Linked DNA regions of Mus musculus: region 1 is linked to region 2. Evidence: chromatin loops called from intact Hi-C (ENCODE). Cell type or tissue: heart. All regions are shown on one strand.

Evidence for each region. Peaks named below come from ENCODE experiments on the same cell type or tissue, not always from the same donor. Only the 100,000 strongest peaks of a DNase experiment are listed, where the experiment ranks them.
Region 1: a loop joins it to region 2, with 5 times the contacts of the local background. A loop is called at or near these places in 21 of 42 quality-filtered maps.

What each region holds. Positions count from the first base shown.
Region 1 is chr9:107,602,357-107,610,356 of GRCm38, forward strand. It overlaps Sema3b (sema domain, immunoglobulin domain (Ig), short basic domain, secreted, (semaphorin) 3B), which reads right to left and starts at 6,885. Exons shown (of 20, transcript NM_001042779.2): 1 at 6,765-6,885; 2 at 4,678-4,736; 3 at 3,091-3,231; 4 at 2,613-2,799; 5 at 1,687-1,844; 6 at 1,451-1,513; 7 at 941-1,060; 8 at 766-859; 9 at 518-637. The coding sequence starts at 2,721. In heart, no CTCF peak of the experiment used is centred here; DNase peaks (open chromatin) are centred at 1,048, 3,114, 4,395, 6,835 and 1 weaker place; H3K4me3 peaks cover 3,626 bases; H3K27ac peaks cover 6,258 bases; H3K27me3 peaks cover 510 bases.
Region 2 is chr9:107,671,511-107,679,510 of GRCm38, forward strand. Gnat1 (guanine nucleotide binding protein, alpha transducing 1) reads right to left here. Exons shown (of 9, transcript NM_008140.3): 1 at 7,933-8,000; 2 at 6,121-6,163; 3 at 5,864-6,005; 4 at 5,619-5,776; 5 at 5,383-5,511; 6 at 5,033-5,162; 7 at 4,686-4,839; 8 at 4,377-4,568; 9 at 2,927-4,073. The coding sequence ends at 4,378. Among named protein-coding and RNA genes, the nearest start is that of Gnat1, 4.1 kb to the right of the region's middle. In heart, CTCF peaks have their summits at 4,661, 6,088 (motif pointing right) and 6,852 (motif pointing left); DNase peaks (open chromatin) are centred at 3,766, 4,921, 5,961, 6,821 and 1 weaker place; H3K4me3 peaks cover 1,279 bases; H3K27ac peaks cover 349 bases; H3K27me3 peaks cover 4,621 bases.

The sequences.
Region 1 (8,000 bases), 69 kb before region 2:
ATTCACAAATCTTCCTCCCTAGCAGATCAAATACTCCCTGTTCCTGTTTCGGTTTCTCATGCTGTCCCATGCTAAAGGACTCCAGCCCTTGAGAGTCTGAGTTTCCTATCAATGCTAGTTGCTTGAGCCTTATCTTTGCTGGTTTTTTGCCTCAGGGCCTTTGCGCTCATCATTTCCCTTACCTAGAATGCTCATCCAGTTCTGTTGGCTGGCTTTCTTGTGTTCTGGAAGCTATTAATAACCCACAGCCCCTCCCAACAATAGCTTCCCTTATTCAACCCAGACACCTTTTTCCTTTTCTGTTCTTTCATCTTGCACGGCCACTGGCATGTACCTCAGCATATCCTGGCTCCAAGACCCATGGGCTCAAAGACTCCTGCCTGCCTCTGCCTCTGTGCCTCTGGCTCAGGGATTATAGTAGATACATGGAGAGACTTCAATGTGGCTCCCTCATTCTGTGGCACCTTCCCTATCGGAGGAGGGCAGCCCCCTCCCAGGGTCCCCACCAGTGTCTCACCATTGAGCCAGCGGGAATCATGGGGCTCTGTTCGGAGACTCGGATTCTGACCAAGGCTTCGAAAGATGGTAAAGTCCCGGCCCATAAGGTCTGCTGTCACCCCAGAATACAGTTCTTCCCCTGCAGACAGGACAAAGGGGTACTCAGCCAGCTATGAGCTCTGGGGGGGGGGTGCTCCTGGGACACGTGAAGTTCTAGAACTTCTAAAGGGTTCTAGAGTTCTATTGGGTGCCAGCCTTTGGACTCACCCACCAGCACCGAGGCAGCCCGATGCCTTGGGTCATAAGGAGTCTTCCCCTTGCCGTCCTCAAGTTTCCTCCGGTCCAGTTGAAGCATGGGTTCCTGGGGGCAGGGCAGGGGAGTTGTTAATGTCAGGTCCTTTGTCACCCTTCCCATCTCTCCACTGTTTAGTCCTGGTCTTACCTCCAGCCGGTGGCCCACCTCCACAAAGGCACAGGTTGGGTGGAAAGCCCCTGTGCCACAGGCCAGCAAGTGGGTGTGGTTGTAGGTGTGCAGCAGCTTCACGAAGTTCATGCACTCGGTCTGGTGGGCAGGTGGGGCGGGTGCAGTCAGGCTTTCCCCAGGGAGGCAGCCCGAAGGAGTTGCAGGTCACTAGGGGCATCCCCATCCTGTCTCTCTTCTGCATCAGCCCAGGGAAGTACTAACATGAGTTACAGGGACCTGAGTGGCCTTCGTGACAATCTACCTTCACAGGGTAACTACATGAGGAAGTATAGATACACACAGCTCCCCCTGTGACTCAGAGCCCCCCCCCAAGAAGAATCATATAAGCTCCCACCCTGAGTCACTGCCTTATCTGCCTTGACCTCCCTGCCCCTACCCCAGCCATAACAGGCTAGCCTCTCTCTCAGCCCTGGGATGGGGGGGCCCAACTCTCTTCTGCACACTCCCCTTCGAGTAGCCCACACTCACACCAATGTCCTTCCCTGCCCAGTTGCATTCTTCACGCCATTCCACGGGGGCGGGCCAGGCCAGCTATGGGGAGGGAACACAGGTTAGGGATTTGGGGCGCTCTTTATTTTGGGGGTTTCTCTATTCAGTTGCCCACCCCTTGGAGATTCTCTAGAGTCTAGACAGACTGGATTGGGACCCTAAGGCTTTTTCCTGAGCCAGCACTGACGCTGAGTAAGGTTAGGGGTCCCGGGCACCTTCTTGGCTCGCTTGCTGATGTTGTCCAGGCTGAGGGAAGCCACGTGGTTCTCAGCACCCACAAACAGGCGTCCACGCTCCTCATCCACCAGCAAGGCTTCATAACAGCAGGTCCGCTCCAGCCTGAAGGTTCGGACACCATGCCGGGCCTGTAATTCTGCAGGGAGAGATACTTCTCAGTACGTAACAGTGCCAGGAACTTCCTCAAGGCCCTGCCTGGTCGTCTATCTGCAGACCAAGGTTATTTGTGTGACCCAAGACACACACATGGACACGTAGGTGGATGTGAGCTTACACATATGAAGACTGGCCCACCCGGGTGCATGTACAGAGTCACAGGGTGGGTGGTGCATGCCCCCCGGAAAGGGGAAAACAGGTTTGGGAAAACATGTGTAGGCAAGTGGGCTGGCATGCTGGAAGGCAGGCTTATGGACAGCAGGGTTCTAGGAGAGGCAAAAGGAAGACAACTGACAGGACAGAATCCATCCCTAAAATGTCAGGCTGGGGGTCCCTTCCCTGTCATCCTACCGCTAGCTTGGATTTAGCAGAATTGACCAGCAAATGCCACTCTGTGCCCAGGGACCACCCCTGTGTGCAAGGAGTATAAGAAAGGGGCTCTGACAGTCCCCAAACCTGGACTTAACTACTGAAGAGTCATGGAATGCTTTGGGATGGGGGGGGGGGGGATGAGTCGGAGGCAGGGACTGTTGCTATGGAGACAGTAGGGGTCCTCCTTGGGAAAACATGAGCAGAATGTGGGCAGAGAGGTTGGGGGCTGAGGCTAGGACAGGGTTAACTGGAGATGGCCCAAGAAAACCCACAACCCAACAAGTAGTGAGGATGCGCATACTGGCACCAGCAAGTCTTTCCATATCGGGCCCTTTTCCTGTTCAAGCCGGCCCCTCCATCTGCCAGGTGCACCTACCTTGAAAGGAGAGCCGAAGGCGGGGAAGGTTAGGGGCAGTATCCCCTAGCCCTGCTACCCAGAGAAGGGCCAGGCCTGGGATCATGGCGGCGGCCTCAGCCCGCCCCATGCCGGCAGCTCAGGGCGCTCAGGGTTCAGCAGGCGTGTGTGGAGGAGCCTTCAGCAGTCCTGGACTCTGCCCCAGGATCTGGAAGAGAAGAGTCCGCAGCAAAGCAGAGAGGGTAAGGGCGGGTGGGAGGGCACGGGGGAGTCCCAAGGGATCAGATTACAGCCCCTAGGGATAGAGGCTGGGGGGTCGCATACCGTTTCCTCTCCACCAAGGGTGCCCCGCCTGGCCACAATCAGAGACACACCCACACCGGGCACACCCTCAGGGTCACCCTGCATTGGCAGGCACCCGCCCCACCACGTCACCCTCAGTAACCTCCCCTCCGCACACACACTCACAGACGTTAATTCACAAACACTGTGCACCCACTTCATGCCAGCCTGGGGCAGAGACAAGGATACTGATGATGCGGACAAGGTCCCCAGGCAGTAAAGGGCGAAGAGCCGACAGATGAGAGTCAGATCCTGTGGTCATTCCAGAGGGCACCAAGTGCAAAGAGCAAAGCAGTTGCTGCAGGAGAGTGGGTGGAGGGGGGGGCGAGGCCTCAGGAGGTGGCCGTGTACCCACAGACCGGCAGGCAGGGAAATGCAGGGGCACTTTGGGGACTGGATCCAAGGTTGTGGGTGACTACGGATATGAATATATTTCTGAGGGTCCCTTTGTGAACACACATACCCGAACACATGTATGTATACATGAGCGTGTGTGCGTGTCCATATGCATACATGTCTATGAGCAAGCAGGTGTCACACCTATGTAGATATAAGCTGACGTACAAATCTGTATACTTAACACGCGGTGCCGTGTGTATACATCTAGTCAAGTGTGTGCCAGCATTAAATCTGCCTGTTCAGCACATGAATCACATATGTGCACATGGGCAGGTGTGTGTGCAGGCACAGCGGACATGCAAGTGAACACAAAAGCCGCATCGATCGCTTCCGTTGACAAGTGCCATCTATTCTTCTCAGGGCCCTGATCCAGACTCAGGCCAAATCCAGCAGACCCAGTTTTTGTGACCGATTCCTCTCTGTAGCCTGAGGGTTAGAAGGAGCCGGGCACACAGAGACCCAAGCGAGGACTGAGGCCCATGGACGGTTCTGGCTCACTTAAATTAAAGCTCCAGGTGGAACAATTATTTGCCCTCAAAGTCCCTGCCATTTCAGGGTCTTAAGTTTCCCTGTCATTGTTGAGCCCCTCCACTGAACCAGACGCCTTGCCTGGCACACTCAGGTAGATCCAGGCTCTGGCTCCTACAGCTCTCCCTTACAGAAGTACACAGGACAGTGGGGCACTCGAGCCAAGGTCCCAGTGTGATTAAAGAAGGAAATTAGCTGCTGGCTGGGTTGAAGCTCTCCCCTCAATTCACTTTCTACCCCCCCCTCCCAACACACACACCAGTTCCTGGACCCCTCCCAGGCCAGGACCCGATTCTCCCCTGCCCCCCTTTCCTTTCATCTGGTCACACTTGCCTGCACCTTTTCTCAGGTACTAGAAGTCTGTGAGGCTGACAAGGCTGCCTTCCCACACTCCACCAAGAACTCTGACAGGGGTCTCCCACCTTGACCCCTCTTGTCCTGGGGAAGGGAAGAAGGCTAGGGCCCACAGGGCACCCTCTGACGGTTCCTTTAAGTAAAAGCCCCCGCCTCCACCAGGCCAGCCACCGCCCCGAATACCATAAAGTTTGCAGGGCTACAGGGTGGATCGGGTGACCGGCACAGGCAGCTGGGACTGGCTGGAGACCGGTGGCCCCGCAGGAGTGGAATGAGAGCAAGGGTTGGGCAGGTAAAGATGGCCCTCTCCTTCTGGGTTTCAAGGTGAAGGGTGCCCCAAGGATATAGTTCCAGAAACCTGTCACTAAGATAAGGCAAAGCAGGAAGAATCAGCCGAGACCATCCCTGACAGTTCTGTGCAGCAGGCAGCAGGAATGGTGGGCCAGGCACCCCAGGTCCTTACCTGTCCCTCCACAGCTAAGGGATGACTGTACACTCCACAGCAAGCTCAGGTCCCAGGAGCTGGCTAGGACAGTGGTCAGAGGTCAGGGAAGGAGCTCTCCTCTCCTCTTCTGGGCCCCAGCCTGTCACTTTCTTACCAATTGGACCTCAGCTGTCTGCCCCCCCACACACACACACACAATGACAGCCAGGCAGGAAAGGGGGAGGAGGGGGGAGGGGAGGCTCAGGAGATGCTGAGAATGTGGGCCCATCCTCAGAGCCCAGCTAGGGTGGAGCTTGGGGCAGATGTTGGAAAGGTGAATGACCCATGGACTCCCGCTCTCTTCCAAGCTGGCAAGACTGCCCTATCCATCAAACCCAGAACCATGTACCCGAGAGGGGTTTGTAGGGTTGCTTTTGTTTGTTTGAAGGCCAGGGTCTTCTATAGCCTGGGCTGGCCTCGAACTTATCATTAATCAAGGATGGCCCTCAACTTCTTGCTTTACCTACCCCTGCTTCTCAGGGGCTGGGCCAGGAGTGTGGCAGACAGTTTTCAGACAGGAAGGACTCCTACAATTGACTTTGGTGCCCAGGCTGGGAAGTACTTAGGGTTTTGTTGTATAGCTTATTCTGAAAACCACTCCCTGTTTGAAGTCTTGGGAGCACTTTAAAGGGCTGGATGTTGCCTCACTCTCCCCAAGACTGCCCTCAGGGGTCAGAAGGCCCCCAGCCACGGCTGTACGGTTGTATGGCACAGGTGCCTTGGCGCTGCAACTGTGCAGTTTTGTTAATACCGCCTGGACGTCATCCAATCAGAGATAAGGGGACACAGACAGAGATAAGGGGAGACTTATCTCTCCAGGAGCTTTAGGATCTAGTGTTCTTGGCCTACCTGTCTAGCCGCTGGGGGACAAGGGCCAGGGGTGTTCAGAAAGGAGCCTAGGTTTCTAGGATAAGGCCCTACTCTGCTCCTGGGCTCGCTGCCTCTCTCCAAGGACCTGGGCAGCCTCCCCTGGCCTCATGCAAGCAAACAACATTCTTTGGCTGTTTACAATTTTCCACCCAGCAGCAAGTGCCGCCTGGAGGCCCCTGGTCACCCCTGCTGTGTCCCTGGTCTGCCCAGACTGACTCCAGTTCTCCAGACTCAAGGACCCAATCTCTTTTCTTTTATGCCAGGCACCAGCGCTGGTATTCACACCAGGAGGCAGTGCCAGAGGCCCCCCCCCCCACCTTTCTGACAACCGGGGGCTCTCACTTCCCAGCTCAAGGGCACGAGCTGCCTCTGGCCCTCTTTAGCCAGGTGACTTGCTCCCGTAGCTATGTCTCCTCCCTTGAAGAGTGAGAGGTGAGAGGATCTCTTTCCTGCTCCCTACTGCTGGGTTTCATCCTGTTGGATTTAAGGTGGGGCTCCCCTAAAAGGCAGCACTTCAGATGCCAGTACCCGGGTGTCATAACTGGACTTTCTAAAGATTCTGGAATAAGGCAGTCTTGGTCTGAAACCCAGAGAGGCAGCTGGGGTCCCTACTCCTGCTTGAGCCTCTATCTTGGGGACATCCACTAGCACAGGTCTGCTTGGGTTCTCCCTGCGGACTGTGCATTGACAGTACAGCCTACCAAAGCTCTGTCTTTTCCTTTTGGAGATAACTGGATAGTTGCACCAAGTCTCTGCACTTGCCTGCCCACCTTGCCTCACTACCGAGCCACCTCTGCACCATGCCTGGGCTCCCTGTGGTAGCGTGGTGGCTCCGTAGGACACCCAACACCCTTTTGATGGTGGCTGTGCTGGTCGGTCATGCCAGTGTCCTGGGCTGGGTGGGATTGCAGGCTCCCTACTGACACCTGCTTTTGCAATCAACGATGGCTCCACCTTGCAACCTTCCCCCCGCTGGCCACGTGGGCACTAGGTCATGAGACTCTGAGAACTGGAGCTTAGTGCCAGGGGGTGGTAAGGCACTGCCACGAGGACTAGGAGCCCCAGGAAGCCTAATTCCCCCAACAGTATACCACCTGCCCCCAGGCAATCTGGGAAAAAGTCAAGGGTCTGTCAGGACATTCCCCACCCACAAACCCCAAGCCTGGCCACCATGGTCCAGGGGACCCCCGGCCCACCTTTTGGAAAGATCAGTTCCTCCCCTCCTTGCCTCTTGCCCTTCCCTTCAGTGGGCCATGTCAGAGCTGAGGTGGAGGGGTGGCAGGAGGGGCCACCACCAGGAGCCTTGGGCCTTTCACTGTGGCCCTCCCCCTACTGGCTCCACCCCTGCGTTCCCGCCCTCCCTCCCTCCCTCGTGCACATTCCTCCCAGGCTGAGGTCAGCCCCTCTGGGATGGGGAGTCCCCCCCCCTCAACCAGCCACATCACAGTTCCACACTCCTGTTTTCTTCATTGCCCAGTAGAGTGGGATGGGGAAGCCGGGGAGTGGGGGTGGGGCCCCGTTCTTTACAGCCTTTGAGGAAGGGGCTATACCAGGAAAGCTGCAAAAAATACTGTAGAGCACTCTGTACTGATCAACAGCCATTTACATAAATGGCATTTACATAAATACTACATCCCCTAAGTTGGATAGAGAGAGCCTTCCTGGAAACCCTGACTTATGCGTGTGTGGGGCATCCTCTGTATGCTCTGATAGGAGTTGAAGATGCTGAGGGGACTGCCCAGAACCTGTGTAGTGATCAACTAACCCCTCCCCCACATCCCCAAGACAGGATTTCTCTGTAAAGCTCTGGCTTTTCTAGAACTTGGTTTGTAGACCAAGCTAGCTTTGAACTCCCAAATGCTGGCATTAAAGGCACGCGCCACCACCTGCCAACCTTACAGGCTCACTCTTCCTAGCTATCCCTGGTCAGTCGCTTCTATAACCCCCTCGGCTGAGCAGGCTGGTGCACGCTAGAGGCACAGTGCAGATGAGTGCTATTGCCAGCACAGCTCTGGGCCTCTTCTGATGAGGGAAACCCTGCTAGGTCATGGCTACCATCTTAGCCTCAGGCTCAGCTCCTCTCCCACTTCCTACTCTGCATAGCTACTTTTCTCCACCCTCCAATCCTTGTGCTCAGGGATCCCTCCCCTAGGGATCCCCCAGAATTCTCAAAAGTTCACTCCTAGCAGCACCCAAAAACATTCCTCAGGGATCCTATTCTAAGTCTTGTTGAAGATAGGATAAGATCCTACCTGCCTCTTGCCTCTGGGCTGGGACCCTGGGGTCACCCTCCACAGTGCCTTCTTGCTTCTACATCCTGACTTGACTCACAGGAGTTCACAGGGATGAAGCTCCTGGCCCGGGGTCCACAGCACCACCCTAGCTCCGTCTTGCCAGCCTTCTAGCCTCCCGGCTGGCCCGGCCTGTTTCTG
Region 2 (8,000 bases):
CTTACTAGAAAGCCAAGGAAGGCTACTTTCCAAACCGTCATTGCTTTGTTCTTCTTTTGGCATTTTTCTCATTAATTAATTAATTCACTTTAAGTCCTGTTACAGCCCCCTCCCTCCCTCCTCTACTCCCACCCCCTCCTCCTCCATACCCGCCCCCATGGGTTTCAACCCACCTTGGCACAGGGAGCCCCTCCTCCCCCACTGAGGCCTGACCAGTCAGTCCAGCCAGGGCAAAGGGATCCAAAGGCAGGCAACAGAGTCTGAGGCAGCCCCTGCTCCAGTTGTTATGGGAGGCACATGAAGACCAAGCTGCACATCTGTTATACATGTTCAGGGGGCCTAGGTGCAGCCTATGCATGCTCTATGGTTGGGTCACTCAGTTTTTGTGAGCATGGGCCTAGGTTAGTTGACTCTGTAGGTCTTCCTGTGGTATCCGTGACATTTTGATCATTTTTTGAAGACAGAGTCTCACATACTTCATGCTATCAATTTGAGGAGGGCCTGAACCCTGATCCTCCCAAATACTCAATGTCCAGTATTTTATAGTGCAAATAAAATATGGGTGTTTGTTCTTTAAGTATGTAAAGAAAGAGAAAGCATATCTAGGCACAGAGATTTTTCTTTATGTTATGGTGCATGCCGAAGTGCAAATGTGGAAGACAGAGGAGAAGAAAAAAGAAAAGGAAAGAAGGAAAGAAAAAAAAGAAAAAAAATTACTGACAGAGTTTTTCTATGTAGCCCTGGTTAGCCTGAAACTTGCTGTGTAGATCAGGGTGGCCTCAAACTCAAGGAAGTCAGCCTGCCTCGGCAGACCAAAGGCTTCTGCCACCATGCCACTTCCTGACTTCTTTGTTTCAGTTGTGGCATTTGCTTTTGTTTTTTTTTTTTGTTTGTTTGTTTTTGTTTTGTTTTTTGTTTTTTTGTTTTTTTTTTTTACACAGTGTTTCTTTGTATAGTTCTTTGTGTAGGTTGTCCTAGAACTTGCTATGTAGACCAGGCTGGCCTCAAATCTACAAAGATCTGACTGCCTCTGGGATTAAAGGGGTGTGCCACCACTACCCAACTAATTTTTTTTTTAAGATTAAATTTTTTGCCTTTTTAAAGCCATTATCTCTCTATGTCGCTCTGGATGTCTTGGAACTCACTGTGTAAACCAGGCTGGCCTCAAACTCACAGAGATTCACCTGCCTCACCTTTGGAGTGTGGGGAGCAAAGATGTGTGCCAAGACACCCAACTAAAAATGTTAAAAAATTATTTTACTTTATGCCTGTGGGTGTTTGCCTGTAGGGGTGTCTATGTACCATGTGTGTACCATGTGTATGCAGGGTGCCCACAGAAGCCAGCAGAAGATATTGAGTTCCTTGGAATGGGAGTTACAAGTGGTTATGAGTTACCATGTGGTGCTGAGAACTAAAACCAGGTCCCCTGGAAGAGCAGCCAGTGCTCTTAAGTGCTGAGCCATCTCTCTCCAGTACCCAAATTAAAACAACAACAACCGCTTATTTTGCTAATTATTTATCTTTACGTGGGTCTATGCATGTGGGGATATGTGGATGTGAGTCCAGGTGCCTTCTAAAGCTAAAAGAAGGCATCAGATCCTCTGGACCTAGAGCAACAGGTGGTTGTGAACAGCCTGCTGTGGGAACTGAGCTCAGGTCCTCTGTAAAAGCATTATGTGTTATTAACTGCTGAGCATCCACCATTGCATACACTAGCAAGCGTTTGTTGCAAGGACTGTGATATAGCTGTCTCTTGTGAGACTAGGTCGGGGCCTAGCAAACACAGAAGTGGATGCTCACAGTCAACTATTGGATGGATCACAGGGTCCCCAATGGAGGAGCTAGAGAAAGTATCCAAGGAGCTAAAGAGATCTGCAACCCTGTAGGTGCAACATTATGAACTAACCACTACCCCGGAGTTCTTGACTCTAGCTGCATATGTATCAAAAGATGGCTTAGTAGGCCATCACTGGAAAGAGAGGCCCATTGGACAGGCAAACTTTATATGCCCCAGTACAGGGGAACGCCAGGGCCAAAAAATGGGGATGGGTGGGTAGGGGAGTGGGGGGGGGAGGGTGTGGGGGACTTTTGGGATAGCATTGGAAATGTAATTGAGGAAAATACGTAATAAAAAAAAAACTGCTGAGCATCTCTTTGTGTGTGTGTGTGTGTGTGTGTGTGTGTGTGTGTGTATGTGTGTGTGTCACTATGTAGCCCTGACTGGCCTGGAACTTGCTACTTAGACAGAGAGTCTCAAGCTCACACAGGTCCACCTGCCTCTGCTCTCTGAGTGCTGGGATTCAGATCATGAGCTAGTGCACCAGCCCCTGGCTGCCACTGCTGTTCTGGAGGTGATGAGTCTCCTTTGCCTCACCCTAATCCTAGCTACACTCACGTCCGAGCTTTGAGAGCTTCTTGTAAGTCCTCTCCTGGCATTTGGCCCTGTCCGCTGTCTTCCACCATCTTTTGTTTCTCTGCTTCGCTGAGCTCCTGTGCCCACAGTTCCAAGTGCTCAGCCAGCTCTTATGCATTCTATGATCTGTCAGATGAACATCTGTCTCACATGCCCTGGCACTAGGTGCCATCCAAGAGGCATGCCTATAATCCCAGCACTCAGAGGCAGGAAGATGGTGAGTTCAAAGCCAGCCTAGGCTACCCAGTAAGACCCTGTTTCATAAAACAAGTAAGCAAAAACTCCTTCTTGATCATAACCTGTCCCAGTAATGTTTTCCATATCCTTCAGCCTCTGTCTGACGCCATGAGTTGGATCCACTAATCCCCTCTGAGATCCCACAGCCCATGACAGGCTGGATCCTTTACCTTGGAAGAAGGTAATCTTCCTACATGACTGATGTCTAGTACTGGGAACCCTACATCACTGATGTCTAGTATTAGGACCTTAATAAATGTACAGGACACAGAATGGTTGAGTTTCCCCCGCCGACCCAAGGAAGGACAGCAGATCTGGTGCAAAGGTTTATTGCTGAGTCTGCAGCTAGCTAAGGGAGGGAGAGGTTGTGCCCTAGTCTTGCTGTCCAGAAGCATCTTGCCTCTTCCAGCAGCACTGGCTCTGGTCCACAGGCTTAAGCAAAGGTTGTAGAAGTGGCTGGGGGTTGGGGGACATTGTCTCTAATGGTTTAGGCCTGGTTTTCAGTTCTCCCTCCTAAGGAATGGGCCCTGAATCAGGAGGGACAACATGGTCACATGGAATTGCCTGTAACCTCACATGGGATATTCTTTGCCCATGGTTGATCAATAGGGGTTGGACTCTGCTCTGAGCCACCCCTCAGCATGGCTTCATTATTGGTCATAGCTATGTCAATAATACCCTCCTTCAATACAGCATACCTTGACCAGCCAGCCCTGAGTATTGTGTGTGGGTGGATGAGGTGTGGTGTGGAAGTGTCCAAGGACAGAGGGGCAAGACCCAGAGGGAGAAGGGACTGGAGAAACCCTGAGTCTGATGTTCGGGAATGGGTTTGGCTTGTGTCTTTCTTTCCCTGGCACCCACGTCAAAGTCACTCACTTCTCTATACGAGGCTTCAAAAACCAGAGCTTGGACTTTGGAGTCCTCAGGCTACTGGGAGGGACAGTCACTAACCACTGGGTGGACACGTGTTGGACTTGTCATATGCAGGTAGCAGGCTGGACCGGCCTACTGCTTGAGGGAGGGATACCTCAAGTCCTTCGTGGAAACTGGTGAGGGAGGGCTGTTTGTGGAATGGGGATCTGCTGGTGAGCTGCTGCTGCTGCTGGGGGTAGCAGAAGAGGCTGGAGACAGACGGGTCACTAGGGCACTGCTGAGTCACTGTGAGTTCCAGCTGTCCCAAGTCCTGAGGTGTCCTAGCTCAGGCTGGCTGCTGTAGGTCCAAGAGGCCAGTGCAGCCAGGCGGTGAAAAGCAGGGTCGAGTTGGGTACTTGGGGGAGGGTCTGCACTGCAAGCCTCATGCCTTTGGGTGTGTGGCTACAAGAGCAGCAGCTTGTGGAAAGGACGGTATTTGAGGGGACTACAGGGCTACAGGGCTGCAGGGCTACAGAATCTCAGGGCAAGAGACACACCTGAATTCAGGTACCTGTGAAGAGAAGAAGAAATGGAATCTCAGGCTCCTTGAACAGCAAAATAAATGGGATGGGGCGGGGATGGGGGCAGCCCTGGAATCAGTGCATCTGGAGGTTGGGAAGGGATGAAAAGATGTTGAGCTAATGAATAGGGGGAGGGGCTTCTGGTAATGGGTGGAACCTGAGAGCAGTGGGGCGGGGCTTAGGAGTGCGGCAGTCAGTCTGAAGCAGTGAACCTAATGAGGAACTAGGGGCAGGATTAGCGCCCTGAGATTAAGGCGAAGGATGGCGGAAAGTCTGGCTAGCTAGGACTCCACCTCAGAAGAGCCCGCAGTCTTTGAGGTTCTCCTTGATGATAATGTCGGTGACAGCGTCAAAGACAAACTTGACGTTCTGTGTGTCGGTAGCGCACGTCATGTGGGAATAGATCTCCTTCACATCACGTCGCATGTTAAGCTCCAGGAACTGCACTTTGATGTAGTTGCCGGCATCCTCGTAAGTGTTAGGTCCTGCGGCAGAAGAGCAGCATTCGCTCTGCGCGGGAAGACCTTCTCCCGCGGGAAGGCGCGCGCGGCGGGAATCGTGGGACTGGGGCACCGCCTGGCGGCCGGGCCTAGGGATCTCACCATCGTAGTCGGGGAAGCAGATGCTGAGGTGTGCCTTTTTTATCTTCTCGGAGAAAACGTCCTTCTTGTTGAGGAAGAGCACGATAGACGTTGTGGCGAAGTAGCGATGATTGCAGATGCTGTTGAACAGGTGCAGGCTCTCGTGCATTCGGTTCTGGGGAGGGGAGCGGCTGTTGGGCATCAGGCTACGCAAGCAGCTGCCCCTGGGTCTCTGCCCTCCCGACACCAACGGCTCCCAGACAGCTTCTGTTCCGTGAGTCTCACTGGCTCCCACCCCGCCCTCGTCCGCCCCCCTCCCCAGGGCTCCACCTCCCTTCTCAAACACTCAGGTCCCACTTGGCACTCACCACTTCGTCGTCCTCCACCAGCACCATGTCGTAAGCGCTCAGCGCAGCGATGAAAATGATGCACGTCACACCCTCAAAGCAGTGGATCCACTTTTTGCGCTCGGAACGCTGCCCGCCCACATCGAACATTCTGTCGGGTAGAGCCGGGTCCGGATTTAGATCGGTGTGTCTGGTCGGTCACCTGGATATGCCCACTGCCCCCCAACCCCACCCCCGTCCTCCTAAGCTAGCTGGAGAGCCCTCATCTCGCTTGGCATCTGAAATGACCAGCCTTTCTCCTGGCAAGGACCTTCACTCAAGACACTGACGTCCCAGTGAGTCCAGCTGTGCTCCTAGCGCAGGGGCCTTACCTGAAGTTGAGGTCCTTGAAGGAGAATTGAGTCTCGATAATACCAGTGGTTTTGACACGAGAACGCAACACGTCCTGCTCAGTGGGCACATATCCTGGAGTCACCAGACGCTCTAGGTCTGAGAGATAGCTGAAGAAGACCACCCGGTCCGAGTGGGTGAGTGGCGTGGGCGATCACACCCGCGGGGTCCTGCCTACTCACCTCCCCTGCCCTCCTGCATCTACATGTGTACTCACTAGCCGGCGGAGTCATTGAGCTGGTATTCTGAGGCTCGGTCAAAGCAAGCTTGGATACCCGAGTCCTTCCACAAGCGCTGAATGATGTCTGACATCTCCTTGGGCATTGTGCCTTCCTCAATAGTATCTGCCATGTGCATGAGCTTCCGGGCATCATCCTAGTGGTGGGGCAGGGTAGTGGTTGTGAATCTGAGCCTAGCTAGGTGCCATGAGCCTAACCATCATCAGCCTGCCTCCTGCCTCACCTGCCGGGCTGAATCTCCATACTGAATGTTGAGCGTGGTCATAGCCCGAACGATGGCCAGGATGGACTGCAGAGTGTTGCCGTAGATGATGGCAATGAACTCGAGGCATTCCTCCAGCGAATACCCGTCCTGGTGGATAATCCTGTAGCCAAGACCAGCAAAGTTAGAGCCACCTGGGCAAGTAGGGAAGGACAGGTTCTGATGTGCATGCACCCACCCACCACTAGGGGGCCTTAGGATGGGCAGGGAACACTCACTTCATCTGTTTGACAATAGTGCTCTTCCCGGATTCACCGGCACCTGAAAGGAAAGCTGTGCTTCAGAGCCGCACTTCTTTTGGATCAGAGCCCTGGGGTGCCAACTAGACCTCTAGATAGTCAAAGTATCATCATTGCCCTCATCTCTATTCAAAGTAAAGTCTTTAAGACCCCTGAAGAAAGCCGGGCGTGGTGGCGCACGCCTTTAATCCCAGCACTTGGAAGGCAGAGGCAGGCGAATTTCTGAGTTCGAGGTTTACAGAGTGAGTTCCAGGACAGCCAGGGCTATAACAGAGAAACCCTGTCTCGAAGAAAAAAAAAAAAAACCTGAAGAAAAATGGCTGTAAGTGACAAAAGGGACCTACATCAGTTAAGGGACCTCAACTGTGTCCAGTGGGAAGGAGGAGGCGTCCCAAAACTCTGTTGTGTAAAGAAAGTCGGGCTGGTGAGATGGCTCAGTGGGTAAGAGCACCCGACTGCTCTTCCGAAGGTCCAGAGTTCAAAATCCCAGCAACCACATGGTGGCTCACAACCATCTGTAACAAGATCTGACTCCCTCTTCTGGTGTGTCTGAAGACAGCTACAGTGTAGTTACATATAATAATAAATAAATCTTTAAAAAAAAAAAAAAAAAAGAAAGTCTTTAGTATGCTGCGAGATCAAAATAAGACCCTCTAGTGCCACCTTGTGGAGATTTTCAGTACCACATGCATAGGACTATCCGAATGGACCAGCCTCTGCTTTTCACCTGAAACTAGGGAGATGTCTCTGAGAGACTCAGAGGGAATTAGCATCCTTAGATGGGGGAGAGGACAGAGCCGATATCCTTTCTGAGCCTGCACTCCTTAAGGGTGTTGGATACAATTAATGGGATTTCCGGCTTAGCTTTGGCCTTTCTCTTGGGGCTCTGGCTTAGTACCTCTGGCTGCCCTTCTAAAGCAGCAACTTTCCCTTTGGGGTTAAGCAATGGTACCCGCATGTCCCCTCAATACCCACGGGATCATGAGGTTGGCTTTATTTATCCCATGTAGGCCTCAATATCTTTCCACTTCCTTTTTTCCTTTTGTGTAAGCCTGGCTATTCTGGAACTCACTCTGTAGACCAGGCTAGCCTCAGACTCAGAGAGTCACTTGTTCTTGCCTCCCAGTGCTGGGATTGAAGGCCTGCGCCACCACTGCCTGGCATCTTTCCACTTTTAAAAGCTGTCTCACAGGTCTACTGATGACCAAGTTCTGGCACCCAGTGCCTTTGTGGACCTGGGTGATCCTAGAGTTATTCTCAGACCTTATTCTCAAGAGAGAAAGAAAAGCCAAGAATACCTTGCTGAGCAGGCCTGGAAAACCCACAGCTATAGTCTGAGGGCAAAATGTGCCTGAACACACACATTCATACAATGGTGTTTGGTATACCCTTCTGCAGAGAAGAGTGTCCCCAGGGGCTGGAGAGATGGCTCAGTGGTTAAGAGCACTGACTGCTTTACCAGAGGTCCTGAGTTCAATTCCCAGCAACCACATGATGGCTCACAACCATCTTTAATGGGATCCGATGCCCTCTTATGGTGTGTCTAAGAGAGCGACAGTGTACTCACCTACATAAAATAAATCTTTTTTTTAAAAAAAAGGGTCCCAAGAAATTATCTTGGGATCCTTGCCTTGGGGACTATGACATCATCACCTGGCCTTGCCTGGGAATGGCTCCCACCACACTGTCATTCTTCCTCCGTCTAAGGAATCCCTGCTTCAAGGAGAGGCTGTTTGCCTAGCCTGACTGCCCGGCAGCTGTCCCCTCCCCATCGCTGGCCCACACCCCTACCCAGAAGCAGCAGTTTCACAGTGCGGGCATCCTTCTCAGCATCCTCTTTCAGCTTCTTCTCCAGCTCT